Linked DNA regions of Mus musculus: region 2 is linked to region 1. Evidence: chromatin contacts called from ENCODE POLR2A ChIA-PET data. All regions are on one chromosome and are shown on one strand. Each heading gives the region's core, a stretch centred on a gene start or an enhancer-like site at or near the end of the contact. The rest is flanking DNA. Distances are from core to core; before and after follow the strand shown. Region 1 holds the start of Arfgap2 (ADP-ribosylation factor GTPase activating protein 2). Region 2 holds the start of Lrp4 (low density lipoprotein receptor-related protein 4).

Region 1 (4,901 bases), core at 455-2,954:
CATCGTCCCCGGGGTGAGAGCCGGGATCCTGAACAAAACCAAGACCGGGCTCTATGGCTTGCTTGTTACCACTTCTTCCTGCTTTCCTATCACATCAGTGCCCGACGGCCATCTTGGGAGAGTTAATTTCACCGAGGTTTAGATTTGCTCCATGGTCCGGTGTCTCTCGAAGTTTGGCTGTATAACAGTCCTGTGCACAGAGATAGACCTGTATCCACAGTAGTGAGTGGCAGCAGGATGGCTGTTCACTTGGCTCCTCCCTGCCCGCCGCCAAGCAGCCAAGCCCTTTGTCTTGAGTACTGGATACAGTGGGTCTTGTGCCCTGAGTTGTGCCCCTTGTGTTCCCCTCTCTAGTAGCGGGCAGGACGAGGACTGGTCAGATGAGGAGAGTCCCCGGAAAGTTGCCACTGGGGTGAGGGTACGGGCGCTTTATGACTATGCTGGCCAGGAGGCTGATGAGCTGAGCTTCCGAGCAGGTATGCTGGGCCCTTTCATGGTCCTTCCCACTTCAGCCCCCGTCCTACTTGCTAGAGCAGGGCTGTAGACGAAGAAAGCCAGGGACTCCATCCTCACAGGCTGCTCAGGGTCCAGCTGCAGCCTGACAGTTGCCTCCCTGGGGTCTAAGGTTGGGTGGCTTTTCCTGGCTGTGTCCTATCCTGGTCTGAGTTGGGTATCCTCCAGTTTGTCGGCCCTTGTGCTATTCCATCCCCCAGTCCATGACCTAGTTTTGAGACCAGTAAAGCCAGTGCTTTGGGCAATGACTGTTTTGTCTTTCTTCAGGGGAAGAGTTGCTGAAGATGAGCGAGGAGGATGAGCAGGGCTGGTGCCAGGGCCAGCTGCAGAGTGGCCGCATTGGTCTGTACCCTGCCAATTACGTAGAATGTGTGGGCGCCTGAGTGCCCTGACAGCCCTACCAAGGCGTCTCTCTGACCTGGGCCAGAGCTTAACCCTTCCTGGACTGCTGGACCTGAAGGCCCTGAACCATGTGCTGCTGCTGTCTCTCTTTTCCCACAGGAGGAAGTCTCAGGGCCCATGAAGGGCAGGGGTCTGTGTCTAGAGTTGGAGGTTGGAATGATGGAGGGTCGAGAGGTGCCCGAGCCTCCTCGGGAACATTTGGGTCATCCCAGAGTGGGAGGATCCAGCTCCTAAACTGTTTAGGAGTTCCTGGGGTGAGGTTGGGGAGAATGTAGTTTGAGGCTGGCAGCACCTTCTTTTGTGACTTGTAGTGTGCATTAAATTTGATTAAGAATAAAAACCCCATCAAGTGTTGTGAGCGTCTTTTGATAGCCTACTCTTGCTGGTGGGAGGCACGGGGTCGGCCCGTGGGCGTGCCATGTGTTATGGAACTGGGATTGGGCAGGCAGTTGCCTCCTGGTATCTGCCCCGGAATTTCAGGAGTGCAATCTGGACTGGAAGGGACTTGGTGATCAAGGTTGTTGTGTGCTGGCCTCTGCTCTAGGCCAGTTGCTGGATTGTGAGCTGAGCTGGAGCCCTGCCAATGCCTTCCGGATGGGGCTATGAGCACTTGGGAGATTGTTAATCATTACTCGTCCATCACAGAGTCTGTTACCATGGCTCTCTGCCTGACGCCTACAGCCAGTGGTCGAGCGGTACGTAGGGTACCCGGGTCCAGCAGGAACTCGTGAGGAAGTTTGGGCCAGTCCACGAGCCGTCGCCCGCTCGGGCTGCGGATTGGCCAGGCGCAGCGCGGCGTTCACTCTCAGGCCCGTGGTGGAGCTCCCGGCTGCTAACGTCATGTTTCAGCCCCGCCCGACGTTCATTGGCCCAGATCTGGTCGAATCACTCCACTCGTAGGCGGGTCGGGGCCCTGTCGTGACCGGCGCGGTGAGCCTGCCTTCGCCGCCGAGGATTGGCCCGCGCCGGGACCTGTCGGTCGCGGTTGTGTCTGGGAAGGAGAGAAAATGGCGGCGAGCCCGAGCAAGACCGAAATCCAGACTATTTTTAAGAGACTTCGCGCAATTCCCACCAACAAGGTGCTTGAGCGGGCGGGGTACGGGTCCTGACGCCGGCGGAGAAGACGTCTCTTGTCCCCTGGGGTCTGAGGGAGGGCGAGGACGGAGGTTGGAGGCTTTCTTGTGGTTTCTAGCGCCGGGCCTCGACTCTGGGCCCTAACCGTTCGCTTGTCGTCTTTTCCACTTAGGCCTGTTTCGATTGTGGCGCCAAGAGTCCTAGTTGGGCCAGCATCACTTACGGTGTATTTTTGTGTATTGACTGCTCCGGAGTGCATCGCTCCTTGGGTGTCCATCTCAGCTTTATCAGGTAGGTTCTGTGTGAGGGTGCTGTGCCTCCACGGGGGCTGTGTGCGTGGTCAGCGACGGGGAGAGGGCGCCTGGACTTGGACCTTCCTGAATTTGATGTTTGGATTTCTCCTGGCGGGAGTTCTGGTAGCCTACAGCGGGGGCTTGCGGGCGGAGGGCGGCGGGGGGTTCCACCTCTGTAGACTTCTCTCTTCACAGTTAACATGGTACTCAGCATCAGTTTGGGGGAGAGCTTAGATGCATTGACCTTGTTATTGCAGAAAGATTGGCCCAGTAGGTCTCCAGTGCGACTTTGACCAAACTTTAAGAAGAGCCAAACCCGTGCCTGCATTTCTCAGAAGTCGACCTCCTTTCGGATCTCCTTTTCAGAAATAATTAGTACCCTTTGGATTAGGCGAAGCGCAATGATTTCAAATACAGGGGAGAGAGGAGGAAATGGGACAGTGACTGATGGTTCCTGGACACCCACAGAAGCCTGAGGCCGAATGACAGGTTTAGTCTTGATAGGGAAGGTGACACTCAGCCCTTGTACACAGGTCCACAGAGTTGGATTCGAACTGGAGCTGGTTGCAGCTGAGGTGTATGCAGGTCGGCGGGAATGCCAATGCGGTAACGTTCCTTTACCTTCTTCCACCCCCATCCTTCTGCCTGGGTATTTAACTTTTCCTTGATTTCTCAAAGTGAGTTTGGTTTCTCTGTTCCGAGAGTTTGCAGCTCTGGAACATGCCACACACTTTTCTAAATTCAGAAAAATTTAAACAGCTTCTTTCAAAGAGGCTTAATGAAATACAAACTGGGGGGGGGGGCTTGGGGGACTTTTGGGATAGCATTTGAAATGTAAATGAAGAAAATACCTAATTAAAAGAAAAAAAAAAGGAAATACAAACTGAACTAGACAGGTGCTCTCTGGCAGTAGCAGTGTCTCCATAGTCATTGGGGTTTTGTGGGCTCCTGGAGGGAGGATAGCTGAACAGAGAAGTACATACATTCTTCAGTCCCCTAGACCTTGTTCCCTGCTCTTACGGGGAGGGGCTGGCATGGTGGTTTTTGGGTTTTTTGAGGAATTTTGGAGGAGGTCAATTAGTGAGTGAAGGTGTTTATTGAGGGAGGCTGGTAACCTGAGTTCATTCAGTTGAGGGAACCCACATAAGGTGGAAGGAGAGAACCAACTCCATGGACTTGGCCTTTGACCTCTGCACACATGCTGGGGTGCACATGGAATAAATACAAATAAAAGGTTTTGTTGTTCTGTCTTGTTTTGAGAAGAAATCTTGGAAGACGTTTACCTCTTTGAAAACCTGCTGATGTCAGTAGTGTGTCATCCTGAATAAATAATAGCCCAATTGTTTAGTAATGTGTCTCCTATAGTGTGAATACAGTTTTCTTTGGCGAGAGTATTTGCACATACATATTACTCCTTCTCTTTGCTCTCCAGACTGCTTTTTTCCGCCAACACGGATGTATGGCCAATGATGCTAACACCAAATATACGAGCCGAGCTGCCCAGATGTACCGAGAGAAGATCCGGCAGTTAGGGAGTGCAGCTCTGACTAGGCATGGTACTGATGTGAGTGCTGGTTCCTGGGCTAGGGTGCTGGGATAAGAGATAGTAACAGCCCTGAGTTTCAGTGTCTCCTCTCTTCCAGCTTTGGATAGACAGTATGAACAGTGCTCCAAGTCACTCTCCAGAGAAGAAAGACTCTGATTTCTTCACAGAACATACTCAGGTGAGTACCACAGGGATGTTTCCTCTGATAAATGCTTTACTTACCAAGGCTGTATATACCCTTTTGTGATCATGACATAAATTCTTGTGTTTAGGTACAATGTCTCAGAGAGTGTTTGTAGTTCAGAATTGGTAATTACTACCTGCTTCTTATGGGAGTGGAGTGGAATCCTCCTTAGAAATGGATCCTGGAGTAGAGAATAGTTTGAAAGCTCAAGAAGTCTCAGGGACCCTAAACAACTTCCAAAAAGGAACAGAAGTTGGAGACAATGAGGATTGCCCCTCCTGTGACCCACCTGTAAAAAAGCTCTCCCCTCTGTTGGCAATGGGTATTGAAGTTAGAGCCTTGGGTCACATCCCAGCCTCTCTGCAAGTATTTCTGTGATGTGGCTAAGTCACTTAACCTGGGGGAAAACTCAGTTTCTAAAATGGAGACATAGTTACTTCCTAGGGCCTGAACATAGTTACTTCCACTGAACCTGTTGTATCTGTGAGCACCTTGGATTTGCATCTGGTGCATGGTCAATACGTAAGAGTTGTTAGTGCTATCAGTTAGGGGAATGGGCTTAGCTCTGAATTGAAGAGGCTGTTTTCCTACATTTGTCTTCCATGGTAACTGGTAAGTAAAATTGCTGATCTCCAATCTTGTCTTATTGTAGCGGGCAGTGCCTCCTATCCACAGGTAGCTGTGGGTTTTTAGGAGGGCTCACTGAGGCCTCTATGATCTGGCTTCCTTTTTAGGCCCCTGCTTGGGATACAGCAGCCACTGATCCTTCAGGGACTCAGCAACCAGCCCTACCTTCAGAGAGCAGTAGCCTGGCACGTGAGTTCTGCCCAGATCTCAACCAAGTGCCTGGGCCTGGAAAAGGACTAGGGTACAGGAACACTTGGCCAGG
Region 2 (4,977 bases), core at 1,698-4,197, 190 kb after region 1:
TCAGCCTCCCTAGTGCTGCGATAACACGCATAAACCATCACACCCATAGCACCTGGGGGAAAAAATCCAGGACTTCCCCCTCTACTTGTATTGCTTTCAATAAGATAGTGAGCTCACAAAGATGAAGAGGCTCATTTGCACATTTGAATTCTCGGTCTTGTAAAGGAGTTTCCCAAGCTCAGCACCACTTACTAGTTAGGCTGGCAAGTCTTCTTATTGGGGAATATCCTGTTCATTATAGGATGTTCACCAGCAAACCTGGCTTCACTTAACCCACGAGATGCTAATGGTACCCACTTTCAAAAATGCCTACAGCTGCTGCCCCATGCTTGCAAAGTCACTCCTGATTTAATGTCTTAAGATGTGAAGCTTCAAGCTTTTATCACTTTTAGAAGAATTGTACTTAGAAATTAAATTGTTGAGTGATGCCTGGGTTACAAGAATTCTCCTGCCCTAGTTGGATCAAAACCATGCCCCCTTCTAGCTTGTTTCCGTAGCACCCCCGTGTTTCCTTTGAAAGGGTCATTAGTGATGGTGTGGTGTAAGGCAATATTGTGATCGTGGAAATTCAGTTCCCTGGATTGTCCTAGAAGGATGAAGGAAAGGGGCTGGTGTTTCTGAGGAAACCAATGCCTCTGAGACCCCTCAGGAATTGGCAGTTCTCTACCAATTTTCTAGGGACATGTCCCAAAGGACAATAAAGGGAGACAAACAGCCCATTCTGGCATGGTTTTCAGGATCTCTCACTCCAAACAAGAAAGTCTGAGAGGCCTGGTAAAAATAAATATGGCTTACTCCTCCTGGCATAAGAACAGTCTCTGACAGCCAAGACTTAACTCACCCTAGGGGGTGACCCAGGCAAAGTTAGTTTCTACCCATTGATATTCCCAGGGATTCCCAGTGGCCAAGGATGGCTCTGACACCAGCACCATGCTGAAGCATGGCAAAGGGCTGGGGATGCACACTGAAAATGCAGTCTCTCTCTCCTCCCCCCGCCCCCAGTCAGACAGGGACTGCCAGTCCCCTGCTTCCTTTCCAATCCCTCGAAAACGACAACAATCATTCCTCTAGAAAGGAAACTGTCCTTTGCATACAGAGTGGAAACTGTTCATAAATTCTTAATCCCCTGATATCGAAAGAATGGGGACCGTCTGTCCTGGATTTTTATTTTTTTGGGGGAATGTATTCATTATATCGCATCCCTGGTAGTCACTTGGAACAAAATGTGGTCTCCAGAATCACAAGATCTTTTTCTCTCAGTTTAAAAGTCTTCCTAAGCAGCATGCATTGAAATCCTGAAGGCAATGGGGAATTGAATCAGAAAGGTAGGGGCAGTTGAGAAATTGGCCTTCACGTTTCTCTCCTTCTACATCAGACTAAAGTGACTGACCTTGCCACACAAGCCAGAGAAATCCACTCTTTCCTAAGCTCTCAACCCACGTAAACCTCATCTGATTCTACTGCCGCCTTCAGGTTCCAGGAAAAATTACACAGCCAGAAAATAGCTAGGCATTAGTTACCATGGTGATGCAGGAACTTGGTTCAACCAAGTTGCCACTGATAGATAGGCAAAAATTTCGGGGGTGAGGGGAAGGGGGGAACACCATAAAGCACAGAATAAATTAATGTCATATTTTTCTGTTATTGTAGCTTTCACAAAGTATGCTTAATGTTAGCTTTGGTCAAAGATGGCAATTTAAAACGAAAATTTTGAAAAATGGAAAACAAGCAAGGATGAAACGTCAACCTATCCATTTGGAGAAATTGCCTAATATCCACTTTGCACTATACCAAATTACTTCTCTCCCAGCTAAGTCCAGGATAAGATGAATGAAAGCCAAACAATGTTGGCAGGCCAGGTCTGAGGGGAAAGTAATATATCAGGCCCTAAGAAAGTTAGGGGGTGTAAGCAAAAAGCAACAAAACAACCTGGGAACACAGGAGGCAGCAAGATGAACAAATAACTACTAGTATTCAAGGGGCGGAGGGTGGGGAAGACCACAGAGATAACATCGAGAGTGGATTAGAAGTTTATGTCGTAATCCAAACGTTTCATACTGCTGGAAAGCCTTACAAACAGGAGCCGAAAGAAGGCCCAGGTCTTCTTGGCAGAGTGCAACTCTAAGTACTGACTTATTTCCTTACCCCCTACCCCTTTCTTGCCAGGATCAGAAAGTCAAGGATGGTGAAGGGGCTCATTCACAGACAGTATGGAGGAACTGAGATTGTCTGGGCCAAATCTGGGCATTTGAACTGGGGAGACAGGACCCAGACAACTTCACCTCAGGAAATGAATAAATGAAAAGGGGAGGTCGCCGAATTATTTAGCCCAAGAACAACACTGCCTAGACCGGGGGAGGGGCTGGGGTGCAAGAAGAAAAACTTCAGAATAGGGATTTTTGACAGTGAGAACACTAGTTGAGACACAACACTGTAGGCCCCCTGATGTCCCTTGTTTGGTGTCAATAAAGGCCGAGAGAATTATGCTCTAGCAAGCCTTGCATATTTTTGAAACATCACAATAAAGTCTGGAGTTGGAGCTGGTAGGGGGGCCGGGGTCACGCCCAGGCGACTTGGGTCAGCACGGGTGCTCCTCCCTAGTGTGGACCGATAATGAACCCAGGCTGAGAGTTGCCAGTACGATAATTTTCTGTTTAAGCTGGGGATATTTGAGTCGCAGTAATGGGGACAGATAAGGGGCTCTCTCCGGAAGGCTAGGAATGTTAGGGCAGACTGAGTAGGAGCTAAGGCGAGCGCAAGAGGCACAGGCGGGTGGGGTCCTGGGACTGGGGGGCGAGGGCAGAGGGCGGGAAGGGGCCGGGCCAGAGCCGGGGGCGGGACCAGGCGGGGTGGTGGTGGCGGGGGCCGAGACGCGGGAGGCGGGGCGGCCAGGCTCGGGACACCCCCTCCCGGTCCCCTGGCGGGGCGGCTTCAACTCCGGCAGTACAGGAGGCAGCAGCAGCCCGGAGGGCGACTTGCAGGGCGCGCCGGCCGAGCTGGACCCGGGACGCTTTTCAACCCGGGGGAACCCTCCGCTGATTCTCTCCGCCCCGGCGTCCCTTGGGAGCCCGCGGGACCCCCGGGCCGGCAGGGAACGCCGGCGGCGGCCGCAGCACCATGAGGCGGTGGTGGGGCGCGCTGCTGCTTGGCGCCCTGCTCTGCGCACACGGTAAGCGGCGTCGCAGCGCCCGCGCCGACCGGGCCACCGGGAAAGTTTGTCCCTGAGACTGGTCGCTGCAGGACTCGCCTCCTGGGAGTGGGACCGTGAGGCTGGGGCCTGAAGTCCCACCCTCGAGCTCACTTCGAGCACCAACCCTGGCAGAGCGAGCGGAGGAAAGCAATAGCAGCCCCCGCAGCTCTTCTAGCACGAGAGGGGACAGCGGTGGTGGGACTCGTCCCCGCTGTAGTCTGGGCCGGGTGGAAGAAGACCCAAGACGCTCTCTCGGCTTCCATCGCTGCTCTTTAACGAGCCAGGGGCGGGTTCCCTTTCAGGTTAAGGCAGGGCTTCTGTGTCCCTGGTGCGTGCGAATGAATGTGTGCAAAGAAAGGAAGGCGGGGAGGATGGTCGCTAAACCCATAAATTGTAAACAGTTCTCTTTCCAGGGACTGGGGGATCTTGGGTGGATTGCGGAGAGGGGCCCAGCTGAATCTGAGTTACTTGAGCATCCGGGATTCATGGACTTGGGGAGCAATTTCTCGGACTCGAAACCCTGCTCTCTCTGAGGGTCCTTGGTTCATACTTGCGTGCAGCATCTCCCCTAAGTGGAGTTTTGGGTTCCCTCTCCTGGCTGCGGCCAATCAGCTTCCTGCCCCGGATCCTCCCCAAGGGAGGGGTGGGGAACAGCGATGGAAAAGAGGTTGGGGAGGAACTTTGGGAAGAAACTGCTGGAAAGCTCCCTCAGATCGGTTCTGGCCCGGGTAAAGCGCAGGGGCGCGTTCTTTGGGAACTTCCAAAGGCAGCCTCGCGACCCGTGCAGTGGGGCCTTGGCCTCCGGGGAGCTGGGCGGATGGCAGCGGCACTGCTGCTTCATCTGCTCCTTATTAATAACGTGTTCGGTGCCCGGACGCAACTGTTATGTCTACTTAGGACTGCAGTGGAATCTGCTTCTCTGCAGCAGCTTGGGAACGTGGGTGCACCCGGAGATTTAGCAGCTGCCTCTGAGTTTGTGCCCAAAGATCAAAGATCGATCTTTGAACTCTCAACTATATTCACCCGCCGGCTTTTCCACGTGGGGGAGATCCAGTTCTTCGATTCCCTGGCTGCGGGACGAGGGGGTGGGGTTCAGAAAGAGCGGTCTGCAGATCCTGGCGATTCACGGGTTCTTTCTTTCACATGGAGGAGCTCGTGTGGAAAGTGCAGATTTCGGAACTTGCCTGGCAGGGTGTGGAGCTGTCTGGGCACTTGTTTTAAAGATTGTTTTAGCTCCCGAGTCCAAAACAAAGTTCTGGTGTCTGCTATTTAAACCGCTCGTGGGTTTTCAATGGCTTTTTCCATGTGGTATCTAACGCCGACCGAGTCTTTTCTCTCCGACTGGTAGTCTGGCCGACCCACGTTCCTCTTCGCGCCTCGTTCTCCCCCTCTCGGGCTCTCTCCTCGAAGGTTATTTGTAGCCTCTTCGGCGTGTTAGGACAGCAGCCCTACTGGGGTAGGAATGTAACTGTTCTTCCCACCACATGGGCCCCTTAAAGGGACAGCTATGCTTTTGGGGGGTTTCCCCCCTTCGGGTTTCAAGGGAAGGGGATGGAACTTTCCTCTCGGCCCCCTGGAGGAAGTTTTGAAAAAGATCAAGGGAAATAGCTAGGCACTAGGAAAAGGGGGGTGGGGTGGGGGCTAAAACGGATACCAACAAAGCCAAAGAGGAGATTGTCGCCTTCTGCCCCAGGGAAGGGGGAGCTGGAAGGTTCCGGACTGAGACTCGCCAAGAGGAATTCACTGCTCCAGAGCTGCTGTCAAAATTGCGTACATTACATTTGCAA

Evidence for each region. ChIA-PET counts read pairs that join two places held with the same protein, here RNA polymerase II (POLR2A).
Region 2: POLR2A ChIA-PET joins it to region 1 with 11 read pairs in embryonic stem cell. The contact joins the promoter of Lrp4 here to the promoter of Arfgap2 in region 1. POLR2A ChIA-PET finds 5 or more read pairs at or near these places in 3 of 5 experiments (Patski and embryonic stem cell).

Annotation. Positions count from the first base shown.
Region 1 is chr2:91,263,411-91,268,311 of GRCm38, forward strand. It overlaps Arfgap2 (ADP-ribosylation factor GTPase activating protein 2), which reads left to right and starts at 1,705. Exons shown (of 16, transcript NM_023854.2): 1 at 1,705-1,994; 2 at 2,162-2,280; 3 at 2,816-2,888; 4 at 3,715-3,846; 5 at 3,926-4,006; 6 at 4,747-4,828. The coding sequence starts at 1,923. It overlaps Pacsin3 (protein kinase C and casein kinase substrate in neurons 3), which reads left to right. Exons shown (of 11, transcript NM_001289678.1): 9 at 1-13; 10 at 355-476; 11 at 781-1,270. The coding sequence ends at 896.
Region 2 is chr2:91,454,584-91,459,560 of GRCm38, forward strand. It overlaps Lrp4 (low density lipoprotein receptor-related protein 4), which reads left to right and starts at 2,948. Exons shown (of 38, transcript NM_172668.3): 1 at 2,948-3,169. The coding sequence starts at 3,118.